Linked DNA regions of Homo sapiens: region 2 is linked to region 1. The links are chromatin contacts, found by Hi-C or POLR2A ChIA-PET in ENCODE. All regions are on one chromosome and are shown on one strand. The core of a region is the stretch at or near the end of the contact, and the rest is flanking DNA. Distances in the headings are between cores, read along the strand shown. Region 1 overlaps DCLK1 (doublecortin like kinase 1). Region 2 overlaps DCLK1 (doublecortin like kinase 1).

Region 1 (5,091 bases), core at 2,228-4,727:
TTACTACATCCTGAAATGGAAATCTCCGTAAAATTCCTCATGAACTAAGCACTGATGGCCACCCGTCCTCGGTATCAACGAGCAGACTTTAGACAAATGTTCTCACCAGCAATCTGCATAGCAGATGTTGAGTTAAAACTACACTATCTATTATGTCTGTGAATGGAACAGTTTTGTAGTTTCAATTATGTTAGTGCCACTAACACAACACATTTTCCCCCTGAAAATGCATTTTGAAATATTTTACAAATGCCTAATAATGCTTTAAATATCTAAGGCCATAAAACTAAATAAGCCACAGTTAGGTCACGTAAATATACTGAATAACCTTTAACATCTTAAGGGTGTAAAAAGTCTTTTATAGCTGGGCTCTAAAATGTACATGTTTTAAAGTGATAAATCCCAGCTCTCCCTCAGGCAACCTGAATGCAAAATGTGATGGAACCCCGGTGTGTTTTCTAAATGCACTCCTCTTCCGACCTTTCGTCATAAACTGAGACTAAACATCTCTCCTCAAAATAAAACTTTAGGTGGTGAATGGGCTTTCTTAGTAGTTTTTGTATTCATGCTTGCTCTGTATTGTTGGAGACTCATAATCATCAGATATCTGCATGAGGGCCTTTCTTCTCGATTTATGATGATGCTCAGTTGGCATCAATCTGAATTCTAGAGGGGATGAAATTTCTGGAAAGCGTTGAACAAATGTAGGACATTTGCTGCTGCTACTTTTGTCCTTGGCATTGGTACAGCCTCTTCACCCCTTTATAGGTGACATTTCCCTCTTACCCTGCTAGAAGCCATCTAGGTGGTCTCTAGAATAAAGTGAGGGCTGCAGCCAATCCCCCTAACCCCATCTCACCCCTCTAAAGAAGCCACAATTTTGCCTCTGTTTGAAGGACTCAGCCAGGGGAGTTTTGTCTACTGCAAAGCACCCAAATTTACAAAACAGCTCCCAGATGACACAATCTTAAGGCTCTTTACTATGTGGCTAAGAAAGGAACCCTCCTTGGCTGTTGGGTACAAGTGTGACCCTGCAGGTGGGAAATGGAAGAAGGTACTTCCATTCTGCCTTCTGGTGGGAGCATTCACTGAGACACCCATTCAAAGCACGTGGCTTGGGATTTTTTTTCCTTGACTATTCATAAAAGGTACCTTTCCTCACTTTTGGTTAAGAAGGCTAAGCCAGGCTGGGTGTGGTGGCTCATGCCTGTAATCCTAGCACTTTGGGAGGCCGAGGCAGTTGGATCACTTGAGACCAGGAGTTTGAGACCAGCCTGCCCAAGATGGAAAAATCCCATTTCTACTAAAAATACAAAAATTAGCTGGGCATGGTGGCAGACGCCTGTAATCCCAGCTACTCAGGAGGCTGAGGCAGGAGAATTGCTTGAACCTGGGAGGTGGAGGTTGCAGTGAGCTGAGATAGTGTCATTGCACTCTAGCCTGAGAGACAGAGCGAGACTCCATCTCAAAAAAAAAAAGAAAAGAAAAGAAAAGAAAAAAAAGGCTTAGCCAAAGGCTTAAATCAAGAACCATTTCATTTCATTCAAAGGATACAAAACACTTTGGAACAAATGAGACTTCTATGTGGCTGAATTTCATATTTCTGGAAATACAAAAAATTCTGAAGTTGCATTGTAGTCAGAAAATAATTATACTGTAAATCACATATTTCACTGAATATAATAAAAGCACTTCCCAAAGGGTACTTTTTTCGGAAAAAAAATTAAATCATATCATTTAAAACAAGTAAGAGAAGCAGATTCCTTAACAGTGGCTTGATGGTATCACTTTTATCTTTTCCAAATACTTCCCCACAGTTGATTTGAACCTGGTAACAGCCTTCAGGAAGGAAATAGGTGTGATTCACAATCTCCATTTCATAGGAGAGGAAGTAAGACGCAGAGAGTTGAAAATGCTTGTCCAAAACAATCCAGTGAGTTAGTGAAAAAGTCATTTCTGGAATCCTGATCATTTGACCACATCACAGAGACATTCTGCAGTGAATTACCTCAAGAATATTTTTGCAATTTCCACCAATTCTTTTTGTAAAACCATATTTCATGTATTGAGTTCACTTAATTTAGAGTACATCTGTGAGACTACAACAGTCAAAAGAATAAATTGTCTTTAAATTTGGCCTTTGTTCACTTAAAGTAACACTAAAAGTGAACAGAGTTTGGGAAAACAAAAGCAGCCACGATCCCAGCGATCCCCTCTTATTTCCAAAGCAGGCAATAGCTGGCCTTCTTAGGATACATATGCCCTCAGAGGATGGGAAATGTCTCCGAAATGGGCCAACTTCCCCTTCCCATTCTCACAGAGCAGATACCAATCCCTGGTGGGCACCATATTCAACCCTATCCCCTTGTGATTGACCCTCAGGAGCTGCTCAGCCTTGTCCATGTCATTCCGCTTGAGAAGCCACAGTTTCTTGGAGTAAATTTAGCCAACCCATCCTCTGCCTCCTCAGATACCAAGTCCCAAGCTCATCACCTTCTCCAGGGCCATCGTTCTCATCCATCGAGCTGCAGACTTTGGTGGACGCAAGTGACGTAGAGGAGCCGCCATGCTGAGAGCTCTGTAGGGGAACAGAAACCGGTAATTCAAAAACTGGGTCAGAATGCCTGAGTTTCCAGGGACCATGCCCAGCCCGGAATCTCAGGAGAAAACTTTGCCCATGCTAGGGAGGATTTGATCTTAACACTTGGAAAAAGACGCCTTCAGCATATTCAACTGGGGCCACATCTCCCTCTCTCCCTATTAACCAAGAATAGACTGTGATAACAGGATCAAGCTGGTTATTGTGAACTTGAATGTTCCGTGACTTCTTATTCCTTTTGCTCAAAATCGGGGTCCTTTAGCTCGCTGTTTGGGTTTGGCAGAGTTCAGGCATCTCACCTCACTCTTCCACAGACTATCGGCAAATGGCCCTCAAATGTGGCACTATACTGATCCCATCCACTATTTTTTCTATTTTTCTGACAGAAAACATTTCTCTTCAGTTTGTTTTTATAAAATATCCTTAAAAAAATTAAATGCTCCACCTTACCACAACTTTAGGAGAAAGGTTAAAGAGTGGGGTTGTCATTTCCATCTTGAGATCAAAACATAAGCACTGAGTAGGTTATTGGTTTGTTAAACGTTACATAATAAGTCTGAAGTAAAGACAACAATAAAAGCCTAGGCCTTGTAATTTTGTTTGATTTTTGACCCAAGATCCATGAAAGCAAACAGGGTAACAACTGTATGAGAGAGCTCAGAGGAAAAAACAGTACCAAATATTTAATATTATGATTGGCTATGGGGCAGTACTTTAACAATGAATGTTTCCATCTCTGCATCTATTTCCTGAGAAAACAATTTGCACATTTCAATGCTATTTCTAAATAGTGAACACAGCTTGTCCTAAAAGATCTTCCTTCTGTTTCCCTGGGTTTATCCACTTGGTTGGCCTGATGGGAGCAGGAGGCGGTGAGGGGGCGGGCGGCATTGGCTCATGGTGCCGGCTGTCTGTGGAGCAGAGAGAAGGGAAAGAGCATCTGTAGTTGAATTAATAATGAAGAGGTGGCGAGAAGCAAAGCTGACCTATTTTTCCTCTGCTTACCTGTTTCCCTTCAACCTCCTCCCCAACCCATTCAGCCTTAAAGTATGTACAAAGTAGGAGGAAAGAGGTTTGATGTAATTTCATTATGGTCTACAGTATCCTGCATAGGAGATTCAAAGATTTTAGTTTTCATTAAAAAGATTAATAGAGTTGGGGAAATGCTGCCTAAGTCACTGCAGAGCCATCTAAGTCAAACATCACAGAACGTTTTCCTGGGTGTGACTAAGATGAGCATGTCCCATTGGTCAGGTTCATCAAAGCTCACAGTTGACACCATTGGGATGAAAGTTAAAGTAATAGCAATAGTACACCTGCTTTTCTACAGAACAGGCTAAAAGTTGAGAGATGACCCTTGTATACCCCTGAATACTACACAGTTTGTGTAATGTGCCCATTATTTTCCAATACTATAAAAATCCCCCCTCAGTAAGCCTGGTGACTTGAGCTGTTTTTCTATCTTTTGTAACCAGCAGCACACATTTGTCATATGTCAGGCTACAAAAACGGATTGAGATTGTCACCTTGACACAGAGTTTTTCTTAGTGTGACACTATGTACCCATAACCCACACTGTGGAAGGGACTATAAATGTAGGAGCTTCTAAGCCACCCTCTGCTGACTTTTATGGATGGACATCTTTTTGTGAAAACCTTGTGTTTATAATATTGCAGTATGAGGCTGACACAAGGCAGATTTATTATGTCAATAACCGAAGAAAATAAACATAACCACATTTGAGGGGAAGGTGTGTGTTTTCCAGAACAGTGAGATCCTTCATCCTCTGGGTCATTGTTTTTGCTGCAGACATAATGGTGTTCCAAACAGAAAAGCACTAAGTAAATGTCTACAATGTAGACCTTCTCTTCTGGGCTTTCTGGACCTTGAATTTCTTCCAGCAGCAGCACAAATGGTATTTCATAATGGAGACACATGGTGTGGTTTAGGCTAGCAGGTGCTGCCTTGTCACGTGGCGTTTTAAATTTAGAATACAAAGACACATTCTTTCACCAAATTAATAGAGCAGTAGCATGTTTCCTAGCAAAGATGTTCACAATTTAGACACTCAGTCCCAAAAGCTTGTTCTTTTAGTAAGAACATCAGGTACTCGATACAGAGCTCTGACCCATAGTACATGAAAACATCTTTTAAACTGTAACATTCTATAAACTTGTGGGCTTTCACTCAACCGCCTTATCAACTAATGAATTGGATTTAACAGTGCCACCAAATGGCTGATCCCTGAATGCTTGTCACAATGCCAGCTGGGTTTTCTCTGCTTTCTGAACAAAAATCTCTCAAGGATTTTAGGCTCTGGTGGAAAAAAAAAAAGGAAAAAAAAGTAGGGTTAAGACAAGTTTGCTTATGTTTATAACTGCTTATTTTCAATGTTACAACTGTATTTTTGTGTTTCTGAAAATGTATCCCAAGTCATTTCAAATTTTCTGCTGCTTGAGAGTAACAGATGATGGGCAGTCAAGAGAAAAACG
Region 2 (5,423 bases), core at 1,334-3,833, 35 kb after region 1:
CATTTATATATTTCAGCATTAGGATTTGTTCATATGTGTTGATCTGTTACCAACCCTTTTCACAATACAGTATCTTGTGAGCATTTTCACTCTGTTATTTAATGGCTGTTGAGCATCTGACTGCATGGAATACCATAATTTACTTAACCGAATTCCAACTATTGAATATCTAACTTGCTTTCAGTATTTCACTGTTATAAATAATTACTCAATGACACCTTTGTAAATGAGTGTGCAGTTATCCTATCACTCCCTTAGGACAGATTTAGTCCCTGGCACTTGACATTTAGTTTCTAGTAGCCAGAAACCAAGGGCACACTGTGGGTGCTCAAAAATATTTACCGACCCTTTTCTTTTTAAAAAATTATAAATTCAAAATTTAAAAAATAGCAATAGCTATTTGTTCTTTCCCCTTCAATATCACTACCTTTGTGATATTGTTCTTTCCCCTTCAATATCACTAACATTTTTAATAGTGTAAGGACCTTACCATAGCTTTTCTAAGCTTATATAAACACATATATACATAGCCAGGTTTTTGTTTGCTTTTTATAAAAATGGCAAGATAGCGACATATTTTATACATTTTCCATACTTATATATTATAATCATCTTTCTTGGTCAACCCATAGCAATCAAAACTGTTTTTCTAAACCCTGCATCATATTTTGTAATATGTTTATATCACAACTTATTCAATCATTCCCCTATTGATAGAAAGTCAGGTCACTCCTTATATTCTAATTTCTTCTTTATATTTTCCAACTTAAATAAAAAATTTTAGAGACAAGCCGGGCCAACATGGTGAAACCCTGCCTCTACTAAAAATACAAAAATTAGCCGGGTATGGTGGTGGGCGCCAGTAATCCCAGCTACTCGGGAGGCTAAGGCAGGAGAATCACTTGAATCTGGAAGGCAGAGGCTGCAGTGAGCCAAGATCCCAAAAACATAAATAAATAAAAATAAAAAAATTAAAATTAAAAAATTTGCTGAACAAAGTGGATTTGGTGAGTTCAAAGAGAACTTCTTAAAAGCTCTGAATGATGCCCTCCAGAAAGTCCAACAAATTGTACTTTTTTTTTTCCCCTCAAGACAGAGTCTCGCTCTTGTTGCCCAGGCTGGAGTGCAGTGGCGTGATCTCGGGTCACTGCAACCTCCACCTCCCGAGTTCAAGAGATTCTCCTGCCTCAGCCTCCCAAGTAGCTGGGACTACAGGGTGCCCACCACCATGCCTGGCTAATTTTTGTATTTTTAGTAGAGGTGGGGTTTCATCATGTTGGCCAGGCTGGTTTCAAACTCCTGACCTCAAATGATCCACCCACCTCAGCCTCCCAAAGTGCTGGGATTACAGGTGTGAGCCACCATGCCCGGCCTCAAATTGTACTTTTATAGACAATGAGTGGTCATTTGCTGGGTCCCTCACTGAGGTTAGGTATTACATTTTCAAAAAATCTTTGCCAATTTCTAAACAAATATTGGATTTCCTTTCTTGAAATCTGAATTGGTTTGATTGCCAGTAAAGTTGTACATTTTTCCCACACGCATATTAGCCATTTGGATTTCTTCTTTTGCAATTACTTATTTATGTCCTACTTTCTCTTATTGGTTTGTAAGAGTGCATTCTATATGAAAGTTTAACACTTAGTCTATCATGTTATAAATATTTATCATTGTAGGTAGTTGTTGAAATATGTTAGCTTTTCAAATGTGGTGAACCTTTTTAGTATAGTAGTTTTAAATTAAACTACTTTAACTTTTCCATTATATATTTTAAATCCCATTTTACGCTTTAGTAACAAAGAACTCATAATCATTCCAGATCTCATTCTGATGCCTGACTTCAAAATTTTTCTTCCCTATCCACGCAATTTCTAATTTTCTAAATTCAAAACATGTTTCTCTCTCTTATATATTCTGAATTGCTTTATATAAACATCGTTTCCTATTTTTTTCTAACATCTAAACTAACAAAGTAGTTTAAATTGTTTAGTAAGAAAAGATGTGAGTTTATATGAAATACAGATGTTATAAGACTACAAACAGGAGATAAGTCATGGAGGAGAGTGTGTCCTAGAGAGTCTCATGAATTGAAATGGGGGAAAAGAAGAGGGAATATTAAAAAAGAAGAGGAAGCAAATTCTGCCTTGTGATATTTCTTCTTCCTCCACTTGTTTTCATAGCCCAAAGCAAAGAGAAATGAATCAAGGCATTACAGAGCCTGCCCAGTCTTCCCCAACAGTTACTTGGGCCACTGTCACTGTTCTGGCCTGCCCAGTGACCCTGCAAGATATTTCTGTTTTTTAAAAAAAAGAAAAAAATCTATACATACAGGAATATTGACAAAAATTAAAAGATAGGAGTAACCAAGAAACAACATTAACAACGTCAGAAAATACAATAGGAAAACCAGGACCGTTCCCATGGGACAATAACGCCCAAGGTGTCCGTGGAGATTTTGATTCGCAAAACAGAGCTTTGGAACGTGCCAAGGAGATCTCAGATTAGCTCATGGCTCTGACCATGCAACTGACAACACATCCTGGAGTTTGTCCTAGCTTTGGCCTCTGCCTAGCCTTTTGGAAGTACACTAGCAACCAAACTGGAATGCCACAATGTCGCCGGCCCATTGGCATGCTTCCTCGTACATTTTTATCACGTGGCCACTACGTGCCAAGCATCGAGAGCTGCAGGCATGATGGAGAACAATACAAAGTTTTGGAACTCAAAACCTTTACCATCTGGTAATGGTGCATAGAGTCTTTTCACCAGTGAGGCCTCTTTTTGCTAATTTTTATTTCATGGACCTCATGTTTGAAAAATGTTAGTTTATGCAACACATTGTTGTTAAGTAACATTCAATTTTCTCATTTTAAATAAAAATCAAGATGATCATGAGGGCAGATGACCAGAACTTTTTGTCCCAGGTTATGAACATTCAGAGGTCACATAAATTTAAAACAATGATTTTAAAAGCTCAGCATCTAGTTAGCAAGAATGAATAGTTAAGATAGAAAGCTAACAGATGGTACACATTGTTCATAATATCCATCTGTGATCCACAATGTGAATTTAAAAGTTGGTTTTAGGGTTCATGGCATGCTGTTTGGCACAGGTGCCAGAGTTGCTAGCTGTGGCTATAACTACCAACCAGCAATCCAGGACACCATAATAGAACCAATCTTACCACACTCAGTTGACACTTTTCCAAGTACCAAAAAGAAACTTGGTATTTCTGTGAGGCAGCTCTTCTTATCAGAAGAAATGTAGGTATTTCATTAAGTTTTTGAAATATTGGAAAAACTTGTGGCCTCTTATCATGCTTCCAAAGCTTCCCTTGCTTCTCCTGAACTGAGTTCTCACCATATTATTAATCAGTCAGAATTATTCATTTATTAGTCCGTCTCCCCACTCCCATACTCCATTGGATACTAACTAGTCCCTGCCATATTAAAAAGCATGAAGTAGCTGCTCGATAAATATCGGCCCAAATTGCTGCTGATCCTGTTACTACTTGTGTGAACTCTTGGTATTCACTGAACTAACCCAAACTCTCATTGTACACCCAAGAAAACTGAGTCTCAGAGAGATGAAATGACTTGCATCAGAACCCAACTCTCTTGGGTTGGTGGCTTCCTCACTACCCCCAGTATCTGATGCTGTGGCCTAAGCAAGCTGTTCCATGGTGACGAAAGCCTGGGAAATGTCTATCGGTGTCCATGGTCAGGGGCAGACAAATGGGTGATGGTGCATCAGGGGAAGAACTGCAAGCAACTGTTCTCATATCAACATTAAATAAGAAATTCAAGATATGAAAGCTACCTGTCTATCAAATGTTTAGTATATCAGAAAAAAAGAGAAACAAACTGTCTTTCAGAAATGGAGTTATAATGAAGTAATAGCTTGGAGGATCATGGAGTCTGAAAGATAATTACAAATATTTCAACTCTTGGACCACTTGCCTTAAGGATAAGAGTGATACTTCATGAGTCATATTGTGGATTAGAATAATTCCAAAGGCTTGGGTTGAATAACAAAAACAGAAACAACAACAACAGATTTATAGTAACTACGTTTTCTAAAATGGGTCAACATAAATCCAGCTGAAGAATATTGCAGTGCCAAGCCGTAAATTATAAAAAACAAAAACAAAAACTCCAACCATCTTTCCAAATAAAGTTTAGATTTTCCATGTTTTAATTAATTTAAATAGGAATTGTATTTTATAATGGTGAAAATGCAGTGAGGAACAAATGCTGCATGGCTTCAGAGAGAATGCCAAAATCTACATCAGCTGATAACCACAATTTTGAAACATTGTGAATAATATGACCTAAATGGCCAGTAATGTAGAAAACCTTTTTGTTGACACAAAGGACATTTTCATAGCCTCAGGCAAGGAAGAAAGCAGTGCCTTCCATTCCCCCTCTCACATGGGGGCATTTGCCTTTGGGGGCCATCACTTCTTTACTCTGATGTTTCTTGGCACCCCTATATTTCACTGACCAATTCTCTAAGAGGACTGTATTTCCTTTGGTGGTGGAGAAACTGGATGACCCAGACTCTCCTTAAGAAAGATGACACCGAAGGACTGTAGGTAAGCCACTTGAAGGAAGCTAACAGATGGTAATTTCTCTTGCTCCTAAAGATTGCAGCCTACCCAAAGGACAGGAAATCAGACCAAACTCATGAACTGGTTCTCTGATGACTGAACCTCCCACAGCAGGCAAGCAAGTAAGCAACATTGAATTAAATCTCTGCTCTATTTAGTCCCTACATTCATCTGAGGTGAAAAGTATCATTCCCCACACGATCTATACAAATGTTTTGGGGATTTATAGAAGTTAAATGTTTCTCACCTTCACCCAGGACATGAACTCCTGAAATGGGCATTCTTTGATGGACAGATTTAGAGAGACAGCCCAGATGGTGATGTATAAGGAGGAGGTGGAACATATTCTTTGGCCACATTCCCGGTGGCAGGAGAACCTCCACTTAGAAAGATCCTCCCCCCACTCAGAAACAGTTGGTAGGTAGGCTGAAGTGTTATAGAAGGTGCTGAAGAATAGAAACGGTTGCAGAATTCCACCAAAGACACCAGTGGCTCACCTGAGCTCACATAGTGATCATGCATTCAAAGGGGCCTACTTAGACCTTCTGGAGAATCTTGAACAAGGCATAGGTGAAGTCCCTTGAGTGTCTAGACAGCCTTGGTGACATGCTGCATGTTGGCTAGGGAATACTCTTTGAACAAGAAATGGTTTTACTTTTCTAGTCTCTTTTTTGAAACCAACCAGCATAAAAGCACTCTTAGGCAGAGGCCTCTTAATATATCTCAACTCTAAATTCAGTTTTCTGAATTGTTCAGGAAATGGACAAGTTCATCTAGAAGAAACCATCATAAGCAGTAGATGCTTTGTGCTTTC

What was found. Hi-C counts contacts between places; a loop is a spot of excess contacts on that map. ChIA-PET counts read pairs that join two places held with the same protein, here RNA polymerase II (POLR2A). Pooled maps may share reads with other maps.
Region 2: a loop to region 1 is called in a pooled map of heart left ventricle, with 2.9 times the contacts of the local background. The contact joins two enhancer-like sites. A Hi-C loop is called at or near these places in 4 of 168 maps with a recorded cell type or tissue (dorsolateral prefrontal cortex, heart right ventricle and posterior cingulate gyrus) and 5 of 50 pooled maps. POLR2A ChIA-PET finds 5 or more read pairs at or near these places in 2 of 52 experiments (activated B cell and activated CD8-positive, alpha-beta memory T cell).

The regions. Positions count from the first base shown.
Region 1 is chr13:35,836,599-35,841,689 of GRCh38, forward strand. It overlaps DCLK1 (doublecortin like kinase 1), which reads right to left. Exons shown (of 17, transcript NM_001330071.2): 7 at 2,494-2,578. Among named protein-coding and RNA genes, the nearest start is that of LINC00445, 140 kb to the left of the region's middle. Within about 2 kb of position 3,478, at least 5 of the 41 ENCODE cell types and tissues checked have a DNase peak (open chromatin) inside an H3K27ac peak, as active enhancers do; they include dorsolateral prefrontal cortex and heart right ventricle, where a contact is called at or near this core.
Region 2 is chr13:35,872,313-35,877,735 of GRCh38, forward strand. All of the region lies in intron 4 of DCLK1 (doublecortin like kinase 1), which reads right to left. All of the region lies in intron 1 of LOC105370163 (a long non-coding RNA gene), which reads left to right. Among named protein-coding and RNA genes, the nearest start is that of LINC00445, 180 kb to the left of the region's middle. Within about 2 kb of position 2,584, at least 5 of the 41 ENCODE cell types and tissues checked have a DNase peak (open chromatin) inside an H3K27ac peak, as active enhancers do; they include dorsolateral prefrontal cortex and heart right ventricle, where a contact is called at or near this core.